2 separate regions of the Mus musculus genome follow, and region 2 is linked to region 1. Evidence: chromatin contacts called from ENCODE Hi-C or POLR2A ChIA-PET data. All regions are on one chromosome and are shown on one strand. The core of a region is the stretch at or near the end of the contact, and the rest is flanking DNA. Distances in the headings are between cores, read along the strand shown. Region 1 holds the start of Hdac1 (histone deacetylase 1). Region 2 holds the start of Fam167b (family with sequence similarity 167, member B).

Evidence for each region. Hi-C counts contacts between places; a loop is a spot of excess contacts on that map. ChIA-PET counts read pairs that join two places held with the same protein, here RNA polymerase II (POLR2A).
Region 2: POLR2A ChIA-PET joins it to region 1 with 18 read pairs in Patski. The contact joins the promoter of Fam167b here to the promoter of Hdac1 in region 1. A Hi-C loop is called at or near these places in 3 of 37 maps with a recorded cell type or tissue (Patski, heart and left cerebral cortex). POLR2A ChIA-PET finds 5 or more read pairs at or near these places in 4 of 5 experiments (Patski and embryonic stem cell).

The regions. Positions count from the first base shown.
Region 1 is chr4:129,538,944-129,544,392 of GRCm38, forward strand. It overlaps Hdac1 (histone deacetylase 1), which reads right to left and starts at 3,703. Exons shown (of 14, transcript NM_008228.2): 1 at 3,638-3,703. The coding sequence starts at 3,686.
Region 2 is chr4:129,575,669-129,581,083 of GRCm38, forward strand. Fam167b (family with sequence similarity 167, member B) reads right to left here and starts at 2,912. Exons shown (of 2, transcript NM_182783.2): 1 at 2,450-2,912; 2 at 1,147-1,627. The coding sequence starts at 2,707. The coding sequence ends at 1,397.

The sequences.
Region 1 (5,449 bases), core at 2,453-4,952:
TGCTTCCCTGACAGCTCAAGAACACGCTTGAGGCTTTCCAGCACTTTCCCCCTACTTCTGCCTTCAAACTTGCCTACACTTTGTCACAAACCCAACTGACAGCTAGCAGATCTGCAGACCTGTAGACCTGTACGGATGCTGGCTACTCTCTCAACCTGTGCCCTCCATAATCACCATCACTACAACCTCTTATTTTGTTATGTTAAGCCTTTTTTTTTTTTTGGTAGTTCAAGACAGGGTTTCTCTGTGTAGTCCTGGCGGTCCTGGAACTCAAATCTATAAACCAAAACCAAACTTGCTTCAGATTCAGATACCCAACCCATCCTACACAGAGAAGGGATTAAGGTGCGCCACCACCTACACCTGTTTTGTAAAGACTCTTTCAAGGCCACAAAACAAGACTTCCTCTCTAGCCGGGCATGGTGGTGCACGACTTTAATCCCAGCTCTCGGGAGGCAGAGGCAGGCGGATTTCTGAGCTGGAGGCCAGCCTGGTCTACAAAGTGAGTTCCAGGACAGTCAGGGCTACACAGAGAAACCCTGTCTCGAAAAAACAAAAAAAAAAAACAAAAAAAAAACAATACTTCCTCTCTTAGAAGGGTGTAGTGGTACACACCTTTAGTGTAAGCGCTCTGGAGGCAGAGGCGGATGGGTCTCAGTTAGTTCCAGGCCAAGCAGAATACACAGAGAGAGACCCTGTCTCAAAAATAAAATTGCAAACTAGCTGGGCAGTGGTGGCCCACACCTTTAGCCCCAGCACTTGGGAGGCAGAAGCAGGTGAATTTCTGAGCTGGAGGCCAGCCTGGTCTACAGAGTGAGTTCCAGGACAGCCAGGGCTACACAGAGAAACCCTGTCTCAAAAAACCAATCAATCAAAAAATTGCAAGCTAAAGTATCCTCTTCTCTCCAATCTAGCTTCCGCCCCAATCCCTCCCAGCACTTCCCCATTAGTGCAGGCTTTAGTCCCAGCAGGAAAACTAGGTGGCAGATCTCCTTGAGTTCACAGCTGCCTCGTCTAATAGACCAGTTCTAGGACAGTCTTTTGTGTGTGTGAAGTTTTGCCTGCATGTATGTCCAAGCACCACATTCCCATCTAGCACTTGAAGCGCGAAGAGGTCACTGGATTCCTTCCAACTGGAGTTACAAGTGGCTGTGGGGGGCCCTGGGAATTGAGCGCAGCATCTCAGTAGGAAATGCTCTAAACTGGTGTGTGTGTGTGGTATGGATGTACCCGTGAGTGCAGGGCGGTGTGGAAGCCAGAAGAGGGCGCTGGGTCCCTGTAGCTGGAGTCACAGGCATCTGTGAGCCTCCCAAGGTGGATGCTAGGAACTGAGCTTTGTCCTCTGCAAGGGCTGTACACACTACCAACTACTGAGCCATCTCTCAGGGCCCTGCTTTCTCCAGTTAACAAAGCAAGGAAAACCTCTGCAAGGAAGTATTAGGGCTGGCCTTTAATCCCAGCACCTGAGAGGCAGAGAAAGGAGGATCTCTGTGAGTCCAAGAACAATCTAGTGGTCTACAGCACCAGTTTCAGGACAGCCAGGGCTATACAGAGAAATCCTGTCTTGAAGAAAAAAAGAGAGAAAAGGAGGGGAAATTATGTAATTCTATTATAATCTCAAAAAAAATTATGGGGCTGGAGAGATGGCTCACCAGTTGGGAGCACATACTGATCTTCCAGAGGTCCTGGGTTCGTTTCCCAGCAACCACATGGTGGCTCACAACCATCTGTAATGAGATCTGGTGTGTCTAAAGACATCTACAGTGTGCTCACATACATAAAATAAATAATTCTTTAAAAAAATTATGCCTATTATACTACCCAATCTTTTAGGAAGTGGAGATAAGGAGACTTTTCTCCAAGAAATGTATTATCTACAAAAAACAAGAAGAAGAAAAAAAATTCCCAGCACTTGGTGGCCAGAGGCAGACGGATTTCTAAGTTTGAGGCCAGCCTGGTCTAGAGAGTAAGTTCCAGGACAGCCAGGGCTACGCAGAGAAACTGTCTCAAAAAACCAAAACCAAACCAAACCAAACCAAACAAACAAAAAGAACCGAAACAAAAAATGAGGCTGCTAGACAGTGGTGCACCCCTTTAATACTCAGGAGGCAGAGGCAGGGGGATCTCTCTGAGTTCAGAGGCCAGCCTAGTTGGTCTACAAAGCAACTTCCAGGACAGCTAGGGCTGTTAGAGACAGACCCTGCCTTAAAAACAAAACAGAACAGAAACAAGAAGACACCAGGCTTGGTGGCTCCGTCACCCCACAGCACTGGGAAAGACTGAAACAGGAATGTGGCTAACAGTTGAAAGACAGCATAGTGAAAGAGCAATCAGGACCACTGAACCTTCTTAGTCCACTTCTTCAGAATTAAAACAGGCCAGGGTTGTGGCACATGCCTTTAATCCTAGCACTCGGGAGGGGGGTAGGATAAATCTCTTCCAGTAGGAAGCAAACCTGGTCTACAAAGTGAGTTCCAGGCTAGCCAGGGTTACACAGAGGCCATTTCCAAAAAAAAAAAAAAAGTATCAACATAGCTCTTCACCCTCTACAACTGGAGTTATAACACCCTTTTCTAATCCAGCTAAAATTACTATCTGAATTATTTTATACCGACAATTACCAAAAAATATCTGTCTTCTAAATTTCAGATCTAAACAGCCAACCGCCTACTGGCTGGCTGGCTAGATGTCCCCTGAACAACTCAACTGCTATTCCCAAAACACAAATGCTGGACCAAGTGGTGTAAGCCTGGAGTCAAGAGTAAGAAGAAGGGGCTTAATCCAAGACCAGCTGAGTTACACTGTGAGACCCTTTCTCAGATAAAGGTGCTGTCCCCTCCCCCTGCTGTTGGCTCCACTTGCCAGGGCCTGGCTTGTAACTCCAGTTCTTGGGTCCTAAGCACTGACACACAACCTGCTCCTCTCAGGTTGGGCTGAGGCTCCTGCTGTGTTCTCCTCCACCCCACATTCCCTTGTCCCAGCGCTAACACCGAAAGATACCTGTGACATTGTCTAGCTCCCCCTTCAGACGGGAACTCAACACAGGAAATGTGCCTCGATGAGCCCTCCAGCCCCAACAGAAACACAACCCAGGACAGAGTAAGATGCTCGCGCTGGCTCAATGAAAAGTCGTTTTAACAAGTTTCATGCACCTCTCTTCTTGCATCCCCGGGGAGCCCCATTTCCCAACTAGCAACTGCAGGCCCTACTCATAGACTTGGGGGATGGAGTGGGGGAGGGGATGAGTGGCCAGTCCTGCAGAACTCACCAAAAGAAAGAAAGAAAAAGAGAGAGAGTGAATGGGGACAGTGAAAAACCTTTGTATTCTCAGCAGGGGAAGATATCCAGGCAAACCGTCTCCATCATATTCCGATCCCCGCCGCCACTTAGGCTTCCCTCCAGGAATCCCACTCCAACTTCAGGTCGGATTCCCCGAGAATCTCCGCCACCGGGATTACCGCAGACTACCCCTTCCACGACCCCCACCTCATCTCCGGCCTCAGCCTCGACTTCCTCTCTCCAACCTCCTCCTTCAGCCTCGACTTTCCCTCAGCCTCCCCGGGGCTTCAGCCTCCTCCCAGCCTCCTCCCCCAGCCTTTCCCCAACGCCCGGCCCGCGCCGCCCACCCGCAGCTCACCGTCGTAGTAGTAACAGACTTTCCTCTTGGTGCCCTGAGTCTGCGCCATCTTGCTCGCCGCCCGGCCCTCCCGTCAGTCTGTCCGCCCGCCCGCCCGCGGCTCCTTACGGCGTCCGACCAGGGGGAGGGGCCGGCCTCGAAGCCCCGCCCACCCCCGGGATCACCTATAGCCGCACAGCCCGGGCCTCACTCTAACCAATCGGCATGCGCGGGGTCGGGCCCGGAACTCGGCGGGGGGCAAGGGCAGCTTAGAGAAGCCACCGCGGGCCCCCTGGGCCTGTACCAAAGTCCGGCGCGGAGGGGTGGGGGAGACCGGGGGCCGTACCATCGAGTCCCGGGAGAGGGAGTCGGCTCCGTAAACTCTGCAGCCCGCTTCACAGTTGGGAGCGTGTGCAAAGATCAGAGGCCAACTTTCTCGTTTTACCGAGAATACGCCGAGGCTTCCCGGGGAAAGATGCTTGCGCAAGGTCACGCAGCTAAAAGACTAGGTTTGGTCTGGATTAGAACTGGAGAGAGAAATGAATGGCAAGGAACAGAAAGAAAATATCCAGAGGCCTACTGTAGTGGGGCAAGACCTTTATGTGCTCATAAGTTCTGACGGACTTTTCTTTTTTAATGTCAAAGCTCGTTTTCAGTTGGGCGTGGTTGCTATGTCTTTGATCCCAGCACTCAGGAGGCAGAGTCAGGAAGATCTCTGTAATCTGAGGCCAACTTGCTCTCCGTAGTGAAAGCATGTCTCAAAAAATAACAAAACAATTTTACAGGTAAAGCTGAAGAGCTTATTCAGTGTTACAAATTAAATTCCGTCTCCAATTGTACATATTTTTTTTAAAAAAAGACAAAATCCAATATGCCCGAGCACTGTGACAAAGTAACAGAACTTGGTGTTTAGTTTTTAATTTACTGGAGGGAGTGTTGGAGGGAGTGTTCCTATGTAATGGCTCTGGGTGGGGGCGGGGCGATCCATCCAGAAAATTTGGGTCAGGCATGGTGGCAGCAACCATCTCACCTACCCAGAACTTAATTTTTCTAAACTGAAAGCCTAAGTTGTTGTTTGGGGGGGACGTGGGGGTGGGGGGGCGGGGTTGTTTCTTCGTTTGTTTTTGCTTTTTTGTTTGTTTGTTTGTTTTTCAAGATAGGGTTTCTCTGTATAGCCCTGGCTGTCCTGGAACTCACTTTGTAGACCAGGCTGGGCTCGAACTCAGACATCTGCCTGCCTCTGCCTCCGGAGTGCTGTGATTAAAGGCATGCCCCACCACACCTGCCTTTTTTTTTTTTAAAGATTTATTTATTTATTTATTTATTTATTAAGTACACTGTAGCTGCCTTCAGACACACACCAGACCAGAAGGGCGTCAGATCTCCTTATTTCAACTGAGTCTTCGACTCAGAAATCTGCCTGCCTCTATCCCCAGAGTGGGTGGCATATGTCTTTAATCCCAACACTTGAGAGGCAGAGGCAGGCTGATTTCTAAATTTGAGGCCAGCCTGGTCTACACAGTGAGTTCCAGGACAGACGTGGCTATACAGAGAAACCGTGTCTGGGGGGTGGGGGGGGAACCAACAACAACAACAAAAAAAAAGACCTTCACCACTCCCCCACCCTCAAGCCATGCCAGCAAAATTTCTTAACCTTGAATTACTTACACTCTTTGTTGTAGGGGCTGTCTTCGGGCCTTTTAGATGTTAATTGACTGCTTGGCCTTCTTCTATACCAGTAGCAACACCCCACACACGCCCTTACTGTGACACCCAAAATTGTCCTTACACATTGACAAATGTCTGGGAGTGTCTAAATGGCAGAAAACCACC
Region 2 (5,415 bases), core at 1,662-4,161, 36 kb after region 1:
ACTTAGAAACCTTAGCATTTTACAGCTCACCTCAGCTTCAGCACCCGCCTGGGGGGCACGGTGCTGACAAGCAGTGCATGAATTCTAAAGTGTGTGTTCTAAAGTAATGCATATCTAGCTGCCCGTGGAGCAAGAATTAGCAACTAGCTGGGTTTTTTTCTTTTTTCTTTTTTTTTTTTCATTTATTTATTTATTTATTTATTTATTTATTTATTTATTTATTTATTTATTTATTTATTATATGTAAGTACACTGTAGCTGTCCTCAGACACTCCAGAAGAGGGAGTCAGATCTCGTTACGAGATGGTTGTGAGCCACCATGTGGTTGCTGGGATTTGAACTCCTGACCTTCGGAAGAGCAGTCGGGTGCTCTTACCCACTGAGCCATCTCACCAGGCCCTGGGTTTTTTTCTTAATTTGTTTGTTTGCTTATTTTTGGATTTTTGGAGACAGGGTCTCTTTCTAGGTGGTCCTTACTGACCTAGAACTCGCTCTGTAGAGCAGACTGGCGTCAAGATCATAGAGATCTGTCTCATAGTGGCCTGATTTTCCCACTATGTGTCTAATAGAGTTAAATAGGGGAAGCCGGGCAGAGTGGTGCACACCTTTAACCCCAGCACTCCGGAGGCAAGTGAATCTCTGTGAGTTCAAGGCCAGTATGGGCTTCAGGACAGTCGGAGCTACCTAGTGAGACCCTGCATCAGGGAAAAAGAGAAAAAGAAAAGAAAAAAAAGAAAAACAGAAAAAGAAAAAAATAAATAAATAGCAGAGATGACACAGAACTACCACTTTCTGCTTTCTCCAAGTCTTCAATTTACCTAGACCACCTGTCATGAGAATGGCAGAAGATTTTAAGTTTGGGGGCTGGAGAAAAAAAGCCCGTTGCTGCTCACAGAGGACCTGAGTTCCGTAGGCAGCATCCACAACAGGCAGCTTACAACAGCTTGTGCCTCCAGCTCAGCTAATCCTTTTCTGGCCTCTCTGGTCACACACACAATCAAAAAACACAATGAATCTTCATCTTCATTTAAATTTTTCTCACTTTTGAATTTGATAAAGTTAGAGAAATAGATCGGGAGCTGTTGGGGACACCTGGTGCCATCTTGTCTCCTGTTGTGGAATCCCTAAAGTCCCAGTGACACAGGATGAATATACAACAACATTTATTTAGGCTCTGTGACAGTCTACAGAAACCTTGATGGGATTCAATGCATTTTTTATTAAGACATTTGGGGCCCGAGTTTCCTCTCCTCCTCCCCTCCATCCTGTGCTCTCTAAATTCAGCTTTTGGAAACCTAAGTGTGCCCACCTTCCCCAGCAGGTAGCCAGAGCCTCCGGGGTCCCTCTTCCTTCCTTCTTTCTCCCCAGATACTGCAAGAGACACCCAAGTCTGCTGTCAGCAGAGGGTGAAGCGTCTGGCACTGATGTTCATGCGCGTGAGTCCCAGATGCCGCAGCGGTGGGGCCAGAGGCAAGCCAGTCCCAGACTCTAACTCCATCTCCAGCTCAGCCTCATCCAGAAGCTCCTGGTGCAGGTGACAGACTTGGTCCACTTTCAGTCTGTGCAGCCGGGCCCGCAGCCTGAGCAGCTGCCCTGCCAGCTGCCGGTCCTGAGCCCGCATCTCCTGCTGTGACCAAAAGGGGGCGTAAATTTGCTAGATTAGCCTCCGGGCTCACCAGCCCAGCCGCCGGTCCATTTCTGGGAATACTCTTTGCATAGTCCAGCTCGCAATCCCCTTCTCACCTAACTTCATCCGCCTCGGTCTCGCAGATCTTTTTCCGGATGGGTGATTCTCAAGCCAAGCCAAGGAACCGTTAGTATGCAAATATAGACGTCTGGTACGCCATCACAAATTAACTGTGATGACCCGTTGAGCTGAACTGGACATCCTTATGTTTGCACATGGTGGGCTGACAGCTAATATTCAACTCTGCCCTCCTCAGATTATAACTGACAGCAGGGTCGGTTTCTGCTTTTTACTTGACTGTCTCTTCTCTTTAGGGCAGTGGTTCTCAGCCTTCCTAATGCTGGGACCCGTTAATACAGCTCATTTCCTCATGCTGTGATGACTCCCAAGCATAAAATTATTTTCATTGCTACTTTGTAACCGTAATCTTGCCACTGCTACGACTTTTAAATAATTTTAAATATAAATATCTGATATACTGGATATCTGATATGCAACCTGTCTAAAAGTGCTTTTGGATGCCCAAAGGGGTCGAGACCCACAGATTGAGAACCTGTGCTCTACGGTCTACTTCTCCAGATTTGGCTCTGCAAATAAGATAGCGAGCAACTGAATTCCTGGTTCCGTTGTCCTAGGGCACAGCACTGAGGAACTACTGTGGACATTGGTTTGTTCTCATCTCCTTCCAACCTCACAGATTTGGGCCTTTAGAGGGACTGGCTCAAAGACCCCATGCAAGTCCATCTAACCCACCAGACTCACCAGCTCCCGTCTGAGCCACTCAAGCGCAGAATCCATGGAGTCAAAGCCACAGATGGCCCCGGGTCCGACTGGCTCAGGTCTAGCTTGGGCTCTGTACCAAGCCCGGCTCTGGACTCTGGCAGTCCACTCGAGGTATGAGGGCCGTCGGGTCTGCAGTTGAAGCTTGGCAGTCAGGGCCTTCAGAGAATCTAAGCTCTCTTCCTCATCCTCCTCACCCTTCTCTCCCACTGCCTGGAATTTCAGCGGCCCTAGGGACATGGTAGGTCTGTGGTGACCAACGGGACAGTAAGGGAAAGGCTGGCTATTTGGCCGTGTGAGAAGTGAAAGAAGATGAGGTTGAAAAGAATGTGCCAAGAGTGTGTGCTGAATTGAGAAGGTGGGTGAGGGACGCTAAGTGTGCCAGGCTGAGTGAGCAGATGGGTATGTGAGGCTAAGTGTGCAAGAGATGGAATTTTCCTGGTTTGCTAACTAGGGGCCACGTGATGCCCATCCGGGTGGGGGCAGGAGGAGCCCTTCAGATGAATTTTATTGTCTTTGCCCAGATTCAGGTTCCTGGTTCCCAGAAAGGAAGTTGCAGCAGGATAAGAAAAGCATCGTCCACAGCCGGCTTGGCCCTCCTCCCAAGACCCAAGTCAGAGGAGTCAAGGGGAAGAGACAGCTGACTGGCTGGTGCTCTTTCCTCTTTACAGAGCTAGCCCTTCTGCAAGGCAATAGGGTCCAGCTGCCTAGCCTGGGAGTCAGGAGCCCTGGGCCCTGGTGCTACTTTGAGGGGACTTTAGGTAGCTCAGTCACTTCTTGAGCCTCTGTTGTGACAGGTCGGTGACACCAAGTCTTACTCCAACGGCCCTTAGGTTCTGTTGGCAATCACTGAAAAAGCTCTGACTGAAGGAGTTCATCTCATCTCTAATGATGGCCGGCCTAGAACAATGTGCAGGCTTACTATGTAGACCTATGTAGACCAGGATAAGCTTCAACAGAAATTTGCCTCTGCCTCTTTCTCTTCCTCTCTCCTCTTTTCTTTTCTGTTTTCTTTTTTTGAGAGAAGGTTTCTCTTTGTAGCTTTGGCTGGCTTGGAACTTGCTCTGTGGGCCAAGCTGGCTTCAAACTCACAGAGATCCGCCTGCCTCTGCTTCCTGAGTGCTGAGATTAAAGGTGTGTGCCACCACCACCCAGATGTTTCTCAGGTGTCTCTAAACCTCTGTATTGCTCTCAGCAACAAGAGCAGGGCTGGGATTCCGCTCAGTAGTAAAACCTTTCCTAGTGTGCTCAAGGGTTAGGGTTTGCACCAGCAATTAGGGAGAGAGTGGAGGGGTAGGGAAAGAGAGAGAGAGAGAGAGAGAGAGGGAGAGAGAGAGAGAGGAAGAAGGAGAAGAGCGGGGGGGGGGGATAGGGGACTTTCAGGATAGCATTTGAAATGTAAATGAAGAAAATATCTAATAAAAAATTGAAAGCCAGGCGTGGTGGCACACGCCTTTAGTCCCAGCACTAAAGGAGGCTGAGGCAGGTGGATTTCTGAGTTCAAGGCCAGCCTGGTCTACAAAGTGAGTTCCAGGACAGCCAGGGCTATGCAGAGAAATCCTGTCTTAAAAAAAAAAAAAGAAAAGAAAGAAGGAGAAGAGGAGGAAGAGGAGAAGGGGGAGGAGGGAGAGGAGGGAGAGGGGGAGGGGGAGGGGGAGGAGGAGAGAAGGAGAAGAGAAATAGAGCCAGCAGAGGAGCAGTGGCAGCCCAAGTGGAGTTTGCATTCTCTCCAGTGCTCCTTGACTCACAGGGGAGACAAAAAGCAACCAACCCAAAACCTAACGGGACCCAAGTGTGGTGACACAGCTGAAGTTTCTTCCAGGCAAACTTAAAGTCAGCCTGGAATACAGGAGACCATGACTCAAAAACAAAACAAACCAAGGAAGAGGAGGAGGGGGAGAAAGAGGAAAGGGAAGAAGAGAAGGAAGGGGAGGAAGCAGAGGAGGAGACAAAAACAGAAACGTACACATCTAAATATGTAGTTTGGTAAATTCTCCTGAATAGCCAATGAAACAGCACTAAGGTCAAATAGTGCTTCTCCATAAGGGGGTGCGGCCTGGATTGCCTCCTCTGCGGGATAGCAGTCTTTTGTTTCCAAGTGTGTGTGTGTGTGTGTATGTGTGTGTGTGTGTGTGTGTGTGTGTGTGTGTGTGTGTGTGTGTGTGTGTGTGTGCACGCGCGCTTGAGATCACAATTCTTTTCTCTTTTTAGGCAGAGTCTCACCCTGAGCTGACCCGGAACTTATCCTGTAGCACAAACTGGCTTCAACTTCACCCACCCCGCCTAGCACCACTTTCTACTTCCTGTCTTCCTCCCACCTACGGCAATGCAGGGGCAAACCCAGGGCAGAGCATGCTCAGAAGGGTCTTACTGACTGGCTCCCCCAGCCCTACTCTCTGTTCTGGCAGCATAAGCGAACTTTGCCGTTTTGTATATTTTCCAGTGTTCCTCCATCTCTGGCATGTGTTCAGAGTCACCTGGAAAGCCTGCTAAAACAGATGGCTTCCCCTGCCACCAGTTTCAGATTCGGTATGAGTCTATGAGGCGGACACTAATCTGCATGTCTGTCAAATCCCCATCTTGGGGGCTGGTGAGATGGCTCATCAGGTAAGAGCACCCGACTGCTCTTCTGAAGGTCCTGAGTTCAAATCCCGACAACCACATGGTGGCTCACAACCATCTGTAACGAGATCTGACTCCCTCTTCTGGTGTGTCTGAAGACAGCTACAGTGTACTTACATATAATAAAAAATAAATAAATCTTAAAAAAAAAAATCCCATCTTGAAGGTTTCCCTAGTCTGGAATTTCATAGCCTGTTCTCTTTTTGGGTTTGCTTTTAGACAGGGTCTCCCTGTGCAGCCAAGGCTGCCTCAAGCTCTCCAAGCCTCCTCAGGGTCGGACATGCAGGCGAGAGGCACAAAACCCAGCTACAGAGTGTTCTGTTTCA